2 separate regions of the Homo sapiens genome follow, and region 2 is linked to region 1. Evidence: chromatin contacts called from ENCODE Hi-C data. All regions are on one chromosome and are shown on one strand. Each heading gives the region's core, a stretch centred on a gene start or an enhancer-like site at or near the end of the contact. The rest is flanking DNA. Distances are from core to core; before and after follow the strand shown. Region 1 holds the start of CAMK4 (calcium/calmodulin dependent protein kinase IV). Region 2 holds the start of REEP5 (receptor accessory protein 5).

The links. A loop is a pair of places that touch in the nucleus more often than their neighbours do. Pooled maps may share reads with other maps.
Region 2: a map with no recorded cell type shows a loop between it and region 1 (2.9-fold over the local background). The contact joins the promoter of REEP5 here to the promoter of CAMK4 in region 1. A Hi-C loop is called at or near these places in 4 of 37 single-sample maps with no recorded cell type and 9 of 50 pooled maps.

What each region holds. Positions count from the first base shown.
Region 1 is chr5:111,220,972-111,226,660 of GRCh38, reverse strand. CAMK4 (calcium/calmodulin dependent protein kinase IV) reads right to left here and starts at 2,277. Exons shown (of 11, transcript NM_001744.6): 1 at 2,017-2,277. The coding sequence starts at 2,177. RefSeq lists enhancers at 2,039-2,088, 3,049-3,148 and a silencer at 2,199-2,688.
Region 2 is chr5:112,919,944-112,925,578 of GRCh38, reverse strand. REEP5 (receptor accessory protein 5) reads left to right here and starts at 3,352. Exons shown (of 5, transcript NM_005669.5): 1 at 3,352-3,506; 2 at 4,323-4,416. The coding sequence starts at 3,389. It overlaps LOC105379123 (a long non-coding RNA gene), which reads right to left and starts at 3,192. Exons shown (of 3, transcript XR_948675.3): 1 at 1,923-3,192. RefSeq lists an enhancer at 1,830-1,949 and silencers at 3,082-3,351, 3,712-4,161.

The sequences.
Region 1 (5,689 bases), core at 1,028-3,527:
ACCATGTCTACAAAATCCCATCTGTACACGGTATTTAACAGTTATTATAAAATAGGCTTTATGTTAGATGATTTTGCCCAAATGTAGGCTAATATTAAGTGTTCTGAGCATGTTTCAGGTAGGCTAGGCTAAGCTACAACGTTTGTTAGCACAGGTGTAGTAAATGCATTTTCAACTTCTGATATTTTCAACTACAGTGGGCTTATTGGGACATAACACCATCATAAGTTGAGAAGCTTCTGTATAACCGATTAATATTTGTCCTCCAAAATTTACTGCAACACGTAATTCTGAACTGAAAAATAAAAAACCCAAACTTCAAATTTCTCAGTTTTTTCCTATGCAGGCTACCATCTCATAGGGGTATACAATTGGCAGTTTATTTTTTTCCCATTTTTCAAATTAAAGTGAATTTCTTGAGTTTCATGACGATGAAGCTTATTCATAAAGACAACGTGTGTGGATAAGTCAGCCTATTTGAGGCATCTAGGGTTAATGTTACTCTGAAAACAGATGTGCTACTGGGACAGTCCCTGCAGCAGCATCAGGCACTTCCTCTACTACACAGTAGTTTATAAAACACCCAGTAAACAATTTTAAGTAGATCATCCCTTTACTCAGAGGTTTACATGGTTCCACTGTCACGCATCATACAATTAATAACAGGCATGTTTTGGACCTTACAAAAATCGACATCATTGTCCTTTCATTTCCACCTATATATATAATAGATCTTCAGATGAATACTGAAAAACTTGATCAAAAATGGATGTTTATGTATACATTATTCAGTGCTCAAATACTTCAAAACATTTTTAACAGTGACAAATCACTGAATTTTCATTCAGAAGTTTGCCTATTTTACACATCTATATTCAATGAGCCTTCAATAGTACTAGCAAAGTGGGGGGAGAGTGGGCAGTGATCATTACATCTTCCCACTAAATACCAACATCCAGAATCCTGCTCTGGATCCTCCAATGACTTGAAAAAATAAAAAGGCTGTTAGCAATACTATTTCCAGCAAAAAGAGAATGAAAAATGAAATTGCAAAGGAGTAGTAAGTACAGAAGCTGCAACTTGTCAACCGTTGAAATTACATCTTCAGATTCCCTATACTAAAGAGCCTGGATCTAAAATAAGTGTTGAAAATAAATCTCCTTACCTATGGATAACAGAGAGAAAAGACAAAAAAAAAGGAAGTAAGGGAAAGAAAACTATAATTTTCAATGGATACAAATACGAAAGCATATGGAATCATGCAGAAGGCCAAACTGCTACCTGTTTGGATCTTCAGAGGAGGGATAGGGGACATATCTGCAATCCTAGGGAGATGGTCTGTTGCATATATAATTTAAATAAATCACTCCAGCCCATGAAAGAAGGGAAGCAGCAGCATTCTCACTAATTACCACTGCCTGGATCCCATATGCTGCTTTCTCTTTAAAGCCACACTAGTTCATTATTCTGCCTTCAACTCTCTTAAATGATTCATTTCTCCCTTCACTCCTGAGCAGACTCTGCAGGGAAGCTAGTATTTAAGTTTAATTTCTCGTGTCACTTGCTTTGGAGAGCTTGACGAGGGGAAGGAGGAGGAATCTAACTTAATAATTCTGTCTTGATTTGGAGGGGCACCCTCCGGCCCCCACCCTAAACAATAACTAGACAAACAGGACCCTCTGGCAAGCTATAATCGTGAGCAAAGATATCAATTGGGAAAGCAGGGCCCACGTGCGGTGGGAGCTGTCACCCAAGGGAAGTGGCAGCCTGCGAGAAGGAGGGAAGGTGGGAGGGAGTCGGGCTGATCCTACAGCTGCACCGGCCTAGGCGCTCTGGTGGGGTGGGAAGGACTCGAGCCGCACCTGAATGAAGGTTAGCTCTCTCTCAAGACACTAACTAGGTAGGGAGAAATCGAAGGGCACGAAGGCAGGCTCCCGCACCCTCCGAGCCGTCGCTGCGAGAGGGACAACCCCCAGTGCACGCCGCGGGCTTCCCCAGCCGGAGCCCGCGCCTTACCGTCCCAGCTCCGACTCCACCTCGAAGAAATCGCTCAGCGCATCCCTGTTGGAGCCGTCGATCCAGTAATCCGGGACGAGGCTCGCGGTCCCCGGGGCCGCACTGGCGGTGACCGAAGAGCAGGACGAGGCGGAGCAGGAGGGCACCGTGACTTTGAGCATCTTCGCAGCGGGACTCCGGAAGCCGCCGCCGCCGCCGCCGCCGCTGCCCGAGCGAGAAGCCGGCCGCCAGCCGCCGCCTGCGAACGCAGGAGCGAGAGAGAGGCGGCGTCCTTCACGCGCGCACACGCCCACCGCCGCCGCCCGCGCTCGCAGGGACGGTGGGCGGGGAAGGGGGCGAGCCTCTGCGAGAGGGCGCGAGGGGGAACCCGGAGTCGCCGCCCGCTGGAGGGAGACTAGCTGCACCGCTGAGGAGAGAGGCTCCCTCCCCCTCGCTCCTTCCCTCCTCACCCGCCCTCCTCCCGCGCCGAGCCTTTCCCGCCGCCCTCCCTCTTTCCTTTCTCTCTCCCAGGCTGTGGCTGCCGCGGTGCCGGCTAGGGCGGCTCCGGATGCTGGAGCTTGGGGAAGGCACAAGGACCCGCGCATCATCCCACGCGCCCTCCCGCGGGGACCGGAGCTGGAGGGAGACCGTGCGCAGCGGGACGCTGCTCTGGGATGGCGGGCGCCAGGCGTACCCTGGCAGCACCTGGGTCCGGGCGGCCCCGCCGGATAGCGAGAGAGGGACCTAGGTGGTGGTGGCGCAACTCATCCCTCCTTGAGCGCGTCTCCGTGGCGAGTCCCTCCCACCTAACACCAGCTAACCAGCCATCCTCTGTCAAAGCTTATATTGGTGGCCGGGGAGGGAGTACTGTGGTCGCCGATCCCTCAGGGCTCCTGTGCCTGGACCCAGTGAGAGCTGGAGGAAAAGGAAGCGCCCAGGTCCACACTGACCTGACTCACCTTTGAGTGAAGTCTTCAGTTGGAATAAATGCTGTCGTCGCTGCTGGTGGCACTGCCTCCTCGGCACTGCTGGAGCTCCTAAAAGAGGAGATACTTGGCTGTGTCGAGTTCAATCTCAGCATCTGAAGTGGCTCAGAATTACAGTTCTAGAAGGGCCTTGTGGAAGCCAACTAGTAAACCCTCTGCCTTAAGGCAGGACCTGTCCTCATTCATGACAGGGAAGACTGCTACATGTAAAAGCCCTTTTTCTCTTCCCAAGAGATGTATCCCATGATAAGCATTCTTATGTCCTGTCCATCAGCTGTCATGGCTCTTCTTCTCAGTATTAAACATACATCACTTAAACTACCCTTGAACTTTTTTCTTTTCAGATTTCAGCAAAGACGAACAACAATTAGTCATGTTCTGATACATATCTATGACAGTTATTATACCACAACTCATTTCTGGCTAAATAGCTCCAGGCGCTTTCACCTTACTTCACAGGTGTTACTTTTGGCCTTTTTTTTTTCCTGAGTTTCCTCCAACATGCGCTAAACTCTTCCTAGTAAGTCTCCATTCCTGATAGCACCAACCATTAATATGGTCCAATATTTTAATCTAATTTATGGATTTATTATTCTTAAAAGCCTGCCTGCTATACTGGTGAACAAACAACCAAAAATATCCAATCAAGTAGTTACAGGAATGTGATTCCTAGCTGATTGGAAATTGAAAATATATATAGTCATGCATCCCTCAACCACGGTGAGAAGTTGAAGAGATGCATCCTTAGGCGATGCAGTTGTAAGAACATCATAGGGTGTACTTGTACACAACCAGATAGTATAGCTTACTACACAGCTATGCTGGATGGAATAGTCAATTGCTCCTAGGCTTCAAACCTGTACAGCATTTTACTATACTGAATACTACAGGCCAGCGGTCCCCAACCTTTTCGGCACCAGGGACCAGTTTCTTGGAAGATAATTTTTTCCACAGACAGGGGGTGGGGAAGATGGTTCTGGGATGATTCAAGTGCATTACATTTATTGTGCACTTTAATTCTATTATTATTACATTGCAATACATAGTGAAATAATTATACAACTCACCGTAATATAGAATCAGTGGAAGACCTGAGCTTGTTTTCCTACAACTAGACGGTCCTATCTGGGGGTGATGGGAGACAGTGATAGATCATCAGGCAGTAGATTCTTATAAGGAGTGCACAACCTAGATCCCTTGCATGTGCAGTTCACAATAGGGTTCATGCTCTTACGGGAATCTAATGCTACCACTGATCTGACAGGAGGCAGAGTTCAGGCAGTAATGTGGGAGATGGAGAGCCCCTGTAAATATAGATGAAGCTTTGCTTGCTTGCCTGCAGCTCACCTCCTGCTGTGTGGCCCAGTTCCTAACAGGCCACAGACCAGCCCATGGCCTGGGGGTTGGGAACTCTGCTGTAGGCAACTGTAACACAACAATAAGTATTTGTGTATTTAAACATATCTAAACATAGGAAAGGTACAATAAAAATATGGTATAAAAGGTAAAAAATGGTACACCTGTATAGGGCACTTACCATGAATGCAGCTTGCAGGACTAAAAGTTGCTCCGTGTGAGTGAGTAAGTGGTGAGTGGATATGAAGGCCTAGGACATTACACTACTTAGACTTTATACATACTGTATGCTTAGGCTACACTAAATTTATTTAGAATAGTTTCTTTCTTCAATGGTAAATTAACCTTAGTTTACTGTAACTTTTACTTTATAAACTTTTTAATGTTTTAAAACTTTTTGACTCCTTTATAGTAATGCTTAGCTGAAACACAAATACAAGGTATTTTATACAAAATATATTGTAAAGCTGCACAAAAATGTTTTCTATGTATCCTTATTCTATAAGCTTTCTTCTTTTTAAAACAACTTTTTTAACTTTTTGAACTTTGTTAAAAACTAAAACATACACACACACTAGCCTAGGCCTACACAGAGACAGGCATCGATATCATGTCTTCCGCCTCCACATCTTGTCCCACTGAAAGCTGGAAGGGCTTTAGGGGCAATGACATGCATGGAGCTGTCATCTTCTATGATGACAATGCCTTATTCTGGAATACCTCCCGAAGGACCTGCCTGAAGCTGTTTTACAGTTAACTTTTTTTATAGCTAGAGGAGAAAACTCTAAAATAACAATAAAATGTATAGTGTAGTAAATACTATACTAGTATTTACTGGTAACATAGTATAAACTAGTAACATAGTCATTTATTACCATTATAAAGTATAATGTACTATACATAATTGTATACACTATACTTTTATATGACTGGCAGCACAGTAGGTTTGTTTACAGTGGCATCACCATAAACACATGAGTAATGTATTACACTGTAAGATTAGGCTATGATGTCACTAGGTGACAGAAATTTTTCAACTCTATTAGTCTTGTGGGACCACCGTTACACATGCAGCCCATTGTTGACCAAAATGTTGTGTGACACATGACTGTACAAAAACTATTCCTCATGATAATTTTATAATGATGAGCACAAACTCAATGTACAAATGCTCTAACAAATAACAAGTATATGCAAATTCATACAAATTCACTTACATACTAGCTTGTTTGGTGAAAGACTGAAAATGCCCACGTGATGTTACTTTTCAGAGAATAGATTCACTAATCGTGTTGAAAAATCAAGTTCACAAGCAAAGCAAGATAATAAAGCTCTCTAAATTCTAGCTTTGA
Region 2 (5,635 bases), core at 2,103-4,602, 1.7 Mb before region 1:
CAGCTACTTGGGAGGCTGAGGTGGAAGAATTGCCTGAACCTGGGAGGTGGAGGTTGCAGTGAGTGGAGATTGTGTCACTGCAGTCCAGCCTGGGTGACCCAGTGAGACCCTGTCTCTAAATAAATAAATAAAACAGAAATTTATTATCTCACAGCTCTGGAGGCTGGAAGTCCAAGATCAAGGTCTCAGCAGGATTGGTTCCTTGTGAGGGTTGTGAGGGAATGATCTGTTCCAGGACTTTCTTCTTGGCTTGTAGATGGCCATCTTCTCCCTGTGTTTCTTCACAGTCTTCCCTTTATATGCATCTGTCTCCGTCCAAATTTCACCCCCCCTTTTTTTTTTGAGACAGAGTCTCGCTCTGTTGCCCAGGCCGGAGTGCATTGGCTTGATCTCGGCTCACTGCAAGCTCTGCCTTCTGGGTTCACACCATTCTCCTGCCTCAGCCTCTTGAGTATCTGGGACAACAGGTGCACGCCACCACGCCCGGCTAATTTTTTGTATTTTTAGTAGAAATGGGGTTTCACCGTGTTAGCAAGGATAGTCTCGATCTCCTGACCTCGTAATCCACCTGCCTCGGCCTCCAAAGTGCTAGGATTACAGGTGTGAGCCACCGCGCCTGGCCAAATTTCCCATTTTATAAGGACAACAGTCACACTGGATTGAGGTCCACCCTAAGGAGTTCATTTGAATTTGACTACCTCTTTGAAGACCCTATTACCAAATAAGATCACACTCTGAGGTACTGTAGGTTAGGATTCCAACATGTCTTCTTTAGGGAGGTAGAATACAATTCAACCCATAATAGCAATGTAATATAGGGGTAAGAGCCTGATTCTGAATTCTAGCTCTGCCACTTATTGTGATATGGGAACTCACTATGTCTCATTTTTTTTTTCCTTAAATGAGGATGAAACAGGTAGCATCTTCCTCATGCAGCTGTGAGGATTAAATGAACTAGTCCACGTAACACTTGGAATACTGGGTGGTACAACACATGTTAGATATTCATTCATTCATTAATTCAACAAATAGTTATTGAACAACTACTAAGTGCCAGGCACTGTTCAATGTGCTTAAAATATTGAAGCAAATAAAATAAGCAAAAATGTCTACCCTCACGGAGCTCATAATCTAGTGAGGAAAGAAAGATAATTTAAAAATAGAACATGGTCTGGCATGGTGGTGGCTCATACCTGTAATCCCAGAACTTTGGGAGGCCAAGGTGGGCAGATCACAGAGTTCAAGACTGGCCTGGGTAACATAGTGAAACCCCATCTATACTAAAAACAGAAAAAATTAGCCGGACATGGTGGCACACGGCTATGGTCCCAGCTACTTGGGAGGCTGAGGTGGGAGGATGGCTTGAGCACAGCAGGAGGTCGAGGCTGCGGTGAGCTGTGACCACGCCTCTGTACTCCAGCCTGCGTGACAGAGTGAGACAGTCTCAAAAAAAAAAAAAAAAAAGTAGAACATAATGCCAGACAGTAATAAATTCTATGGAGAAAAATCAAGCTAGAGACCACTGGGGGTTGCAATTTGAGATTAGGGGTACCATTTGAACAAATATCTGAATAATGGAAGGGGACAGTTAAATGGTTAACTGGGGAAAGATACTTTCAGATAGAGGAGGGTTTCTGGACTGTCACATTATTGACATTTGGGGCTGGATAATTCTTTGTTGTGGGGGCTGTCCTGTGTGTTACAGGATGTTTAGCAGCACCCCTAGTCTCTAACCACTAGATGCTAGTTGCACTTGCCACCTCCTGCTCTCCTTGTGTGACAATCTGTTTCACAACGAAAGTATCTCTAGACATTGCTACTCCTCCCCCCAGGAGGAAGAAGGGGAGAGGAAGTGCTCCTGGTTGAGAACCACTGAAATAGAAGAAAAGTGAACGAACGCCCAGAGGCAGGAATGGGCTTACCTTGTCTGAGGCACAGCAAGGAGGGAGGCAGTAAGGGAAGACATCAGAAAGGGGAGGGATGAACCATGTCACCTGTGACCCTGATGCCCTCCTTCAGGCAGATAGGAAGTTGCTGGAGGGTTGAGAACAAAAACATAGCACAACTTGACGCACATTTTAAAACAGATTCTACTGTCTGCCACATTGAGAATTAACTGTAGGTGAAAAGACAGAAGTAGACAGCAGGTTGTTTCACTTGTTCACTGATTTGGCTGGGTGGTGGTAGGAACAGCTGAGAAAGCTGAGCTAAGAAGCTCTGAGGAAGAAAGGAGGAAGGAGAATTAGCATAAAAGGAAAAAGCTAGGCGTGGGCAAGATAACTTTTTGCAGAAGTGGAAGGCAGTAGGGTAATTAAGTAGATTTGAAAGCACAGAGGGGTTGTGTAGGACCAAGACAGAATGTTCGGGGCCAGTTGTGGGCAGGGCATTGAATGCTCTGCCAAGGAATGGGAGCTCTAGTCTGTTAGGATAATAATACGGAGCTTCGGACAAAAATTCTGCAGCAGTGTGCAGAATAGGAGTCAACAAGAGTAATTTTAGGAGTGTCTGGAAGTCATATGGGTGAGATAAGAGGAGCCTAGGTTTAGGTGGAGGAAGAGCATGGCCAACTCATTCTGAAGGAAGCAAAAATGAGCTCCTGCCCTAAGGCTTGGACCTTAGAATCTCCGTCTTCTTCAGAGTATTTTGACTGTAGGAAGTGCAGAGTATATTGGCTCCACAGAGAGAATTTGGACACTTGCCACAGTATCAGACACCAAGACAACGCAAGCCCACCATGAAAAGATTTAATGCAGTTTTTGCTTGGAAAAGGTGTACCCCAGGGAGGATGTGTTAGATTTCTTCAAGGGTCTTTACAAGGCAACGATTGTCTGTAGGTGAGAAAAACTGCCAAGTTAAGGCAAAGAGGGAGAAAGCAGGACTGCTTCCAAAGAGTTCTTTCACGATGCTCAAACATTTCAATTTTTTAGGTCAAAAATGCCTTAGGTTTAGCACAGCAATGTAGGTGCCAAACTCATCGCAGTGAATTGCAGGCGGGAGCAACAAGGACGCCTGCCTCCTTTCTGCCTGCTTTTTGCAATAGTCCGATTTGAGAAGGGGACCCACGAGAGACACAAAATGCACGCCCCCACGCCACATCCTTTTTACCCCGCAATGGGTTAAGACTGTCAACAGGCAGGCCACCTCGCAGCGTCCGCGGAGTTGCAGGCCCGCCCCCGCCAGGGTGTGGCGCTGTCCCCCTGGCGCTGGGCGGGGGAGGAGGGGCGCGCGGCGGCCGAGGAGGGGCGCGCGGCGGCCGGGCGGGGCGAGCGGAGGCGAGTGGAGGACGCGTAGACGCGCCGCGGTCCCCGCCTGCCGCTGCTCCGCCGCAGTCGCCGCTCCAGTCTATCCGGCACTAGGAACAGCCCCGAGCGGCGAGACGGTCCCCGCCATGTCTGCGGCCATGAGGGAGAGGTTCGACCGGTTCCTGCACGAGAAGAACTGCATGACTGACCTTCTGGCCAAGCTCGAGGCCAAAACCGGCGTGAACAGGAGCTTCATCGCTCTTGGTGGGTGGCCGGGGGTCGCCGCCGCTGGTAGGGCCACGGGAGCCGCCGCTGCCCCAGCTGCTGGGGAAGGAAGCAGGGAGAGGACTCGGGAAAGGTGGAGTCGGAGACAGACGGGACAAGCAGCATATTCAGGGATCAGGCTGGCCTCCCGGAAAGCGTGGGCATCGGAGGACCCCGCGGGGGCTGCCCAGGCTGAGGGTCGCGGGGCTGGAGGGCAGCTGCGGCGCCGGGCGCTGGCAGCTGGAAGGGCCAGCGCTGACGTATGTCTGCCCCGCGGCCCGGCGCCCTATTCCTGCTGTCCTGCGCGGTGGGCGCGGACGGCGGGGCCCCTGCGGGCGGGCGCGTTGACGGAGGTACCCGGTCCTACCCGACCCTCCGTGGAGCTCCGCCCGGAGAGGGCGCCTCTCGGGTGGGCGGGGGCTGCTACTGCAGCGTGTGCGGGAGTCCGGGCCTCTCGGGACGCTCCCCGCTGAGCGCAGCTTCCCAGGCTGGAGCGCTGCCCAGCAGGCCCTGCGAGAGGGCGGAAGCGGGTGCCTGGGACCGTCCCGGGCGCCGGGGGTTGCTGCGCAAAGCGCCGGGGCCCCCTGCGGGAGGTAGGAGAGGCACAATGGTGGGGCTGCCTGGTATCCCCAGACTTCAAGGCATAGCCCAGCGGACGCGCAGGCCCAGCTTTCGTGTGGTTTGTTTTTCTCGCTCCTTTAATCGAGTCGAGAGGAAAACTCCTACAACAGGCCCAGCCTCGCGGTGTGGGCGGCGGCTGTCCCGCGTGAACGGCTCTCATGCTGCCCGACCCACTTCTCTCCTTGTGGTCCCCAGGTGTCATCGGACTGGTGGCCTTGTACCTGGTGTTCGGTTATGGAGCCTCTCTCCTCTGCAACCTGATAGGATTTGGCTACCCAGCCTACATCTCGTAAGTGACACACCCTGCAGCCGTCCCCTTCCCTTCCTCCATTCCTCCCCGCAGGGCTGCTGCAGTAGACTGCACATCCGCAATTCCCGGGAGAAAAGTGAAAGCTCGGCGGGGAGGGATGAGGTTGGACATAAGGGGTGGGGATAGTATTCACCATTTTGGAACCTTAACTTAATCCCTATCTCTTGACGATTAGCCCAGAGGTATTTTCATTAGATTATCCTGGTGACCAGTGTCCCCTCTCTTTGGCACACTAACAGGAAAGCGCTACCACTCTGTCGTCCTCCCTTTACTGGTGGGAGGATCTCAGAAGGTACAGGGAGCTGAGCACTTCTGTCTAGTAATTATTTTAATGAGTATTTCACCATATATTTATGCACCTAGAGAGTAAAACCCTATCAATTAGGTCTTCCTTAATTCATAATTACGTTAATTGAGACAGTAGGGAGAATTTTCTCATTTTCTTTTATTTTGAAAAAGCCACATGTTACAGACAAACTTGGGAAATGCTTACCCTAGTGTAAAAACAAAAACCTTTAAAAATGCTCCATGATATAGCTCCTTGGTTATATAAGTGAGTCATTTATATAATTGAGCTACTTAAAAAATGAATTTTTACGATTAGGATCTGAATTTATTACCAAAGTTGTTTTTATTCTACAATGTGTTTATTTTTTTTAATTCTACGATTTTATTTTTCCATTCGTTCAAGTAGGAATTATTCCTCTCCAGAAATGAATTTTGTTTTGCTCTACAGTTCTTCCTAAGAAAGCCAGTGGTTTTTACCTTCATTCAGTTGGTCTCTGCTACTTTCTTCAACCATAGGGATAAAAATAAAGGAAGAAAAAATTTTCACCTAGGAGGCTAAGACACAGATAACACATTATTACAGCTTGTATCTGTCACTAGTTAGGCTAGAATTTAGTCTATGACTATAAGGGAAGAAACATGTTTTAGAAGTTAGTTCTGATTTGAGCAATTAAATTGCAGTTACCTAGTAGTTGTTACTGTGTTAGTCCGGTACAGACACTTAGTCATACTCCAGAAAGTCTAGCTACATATAGCCCTGAGGCCTACCCCGGGCTCTGCTTTATGGAGGAGACTCAAGGAAAAACGGGATTGTGTGCACAGAATAAAGCATACAGACCCCCGTGAGCAAATATTCAGGCGGTCGGTGTTACATTAGTCTAATCAAGTCTGTTCATTGCATAACCAATAT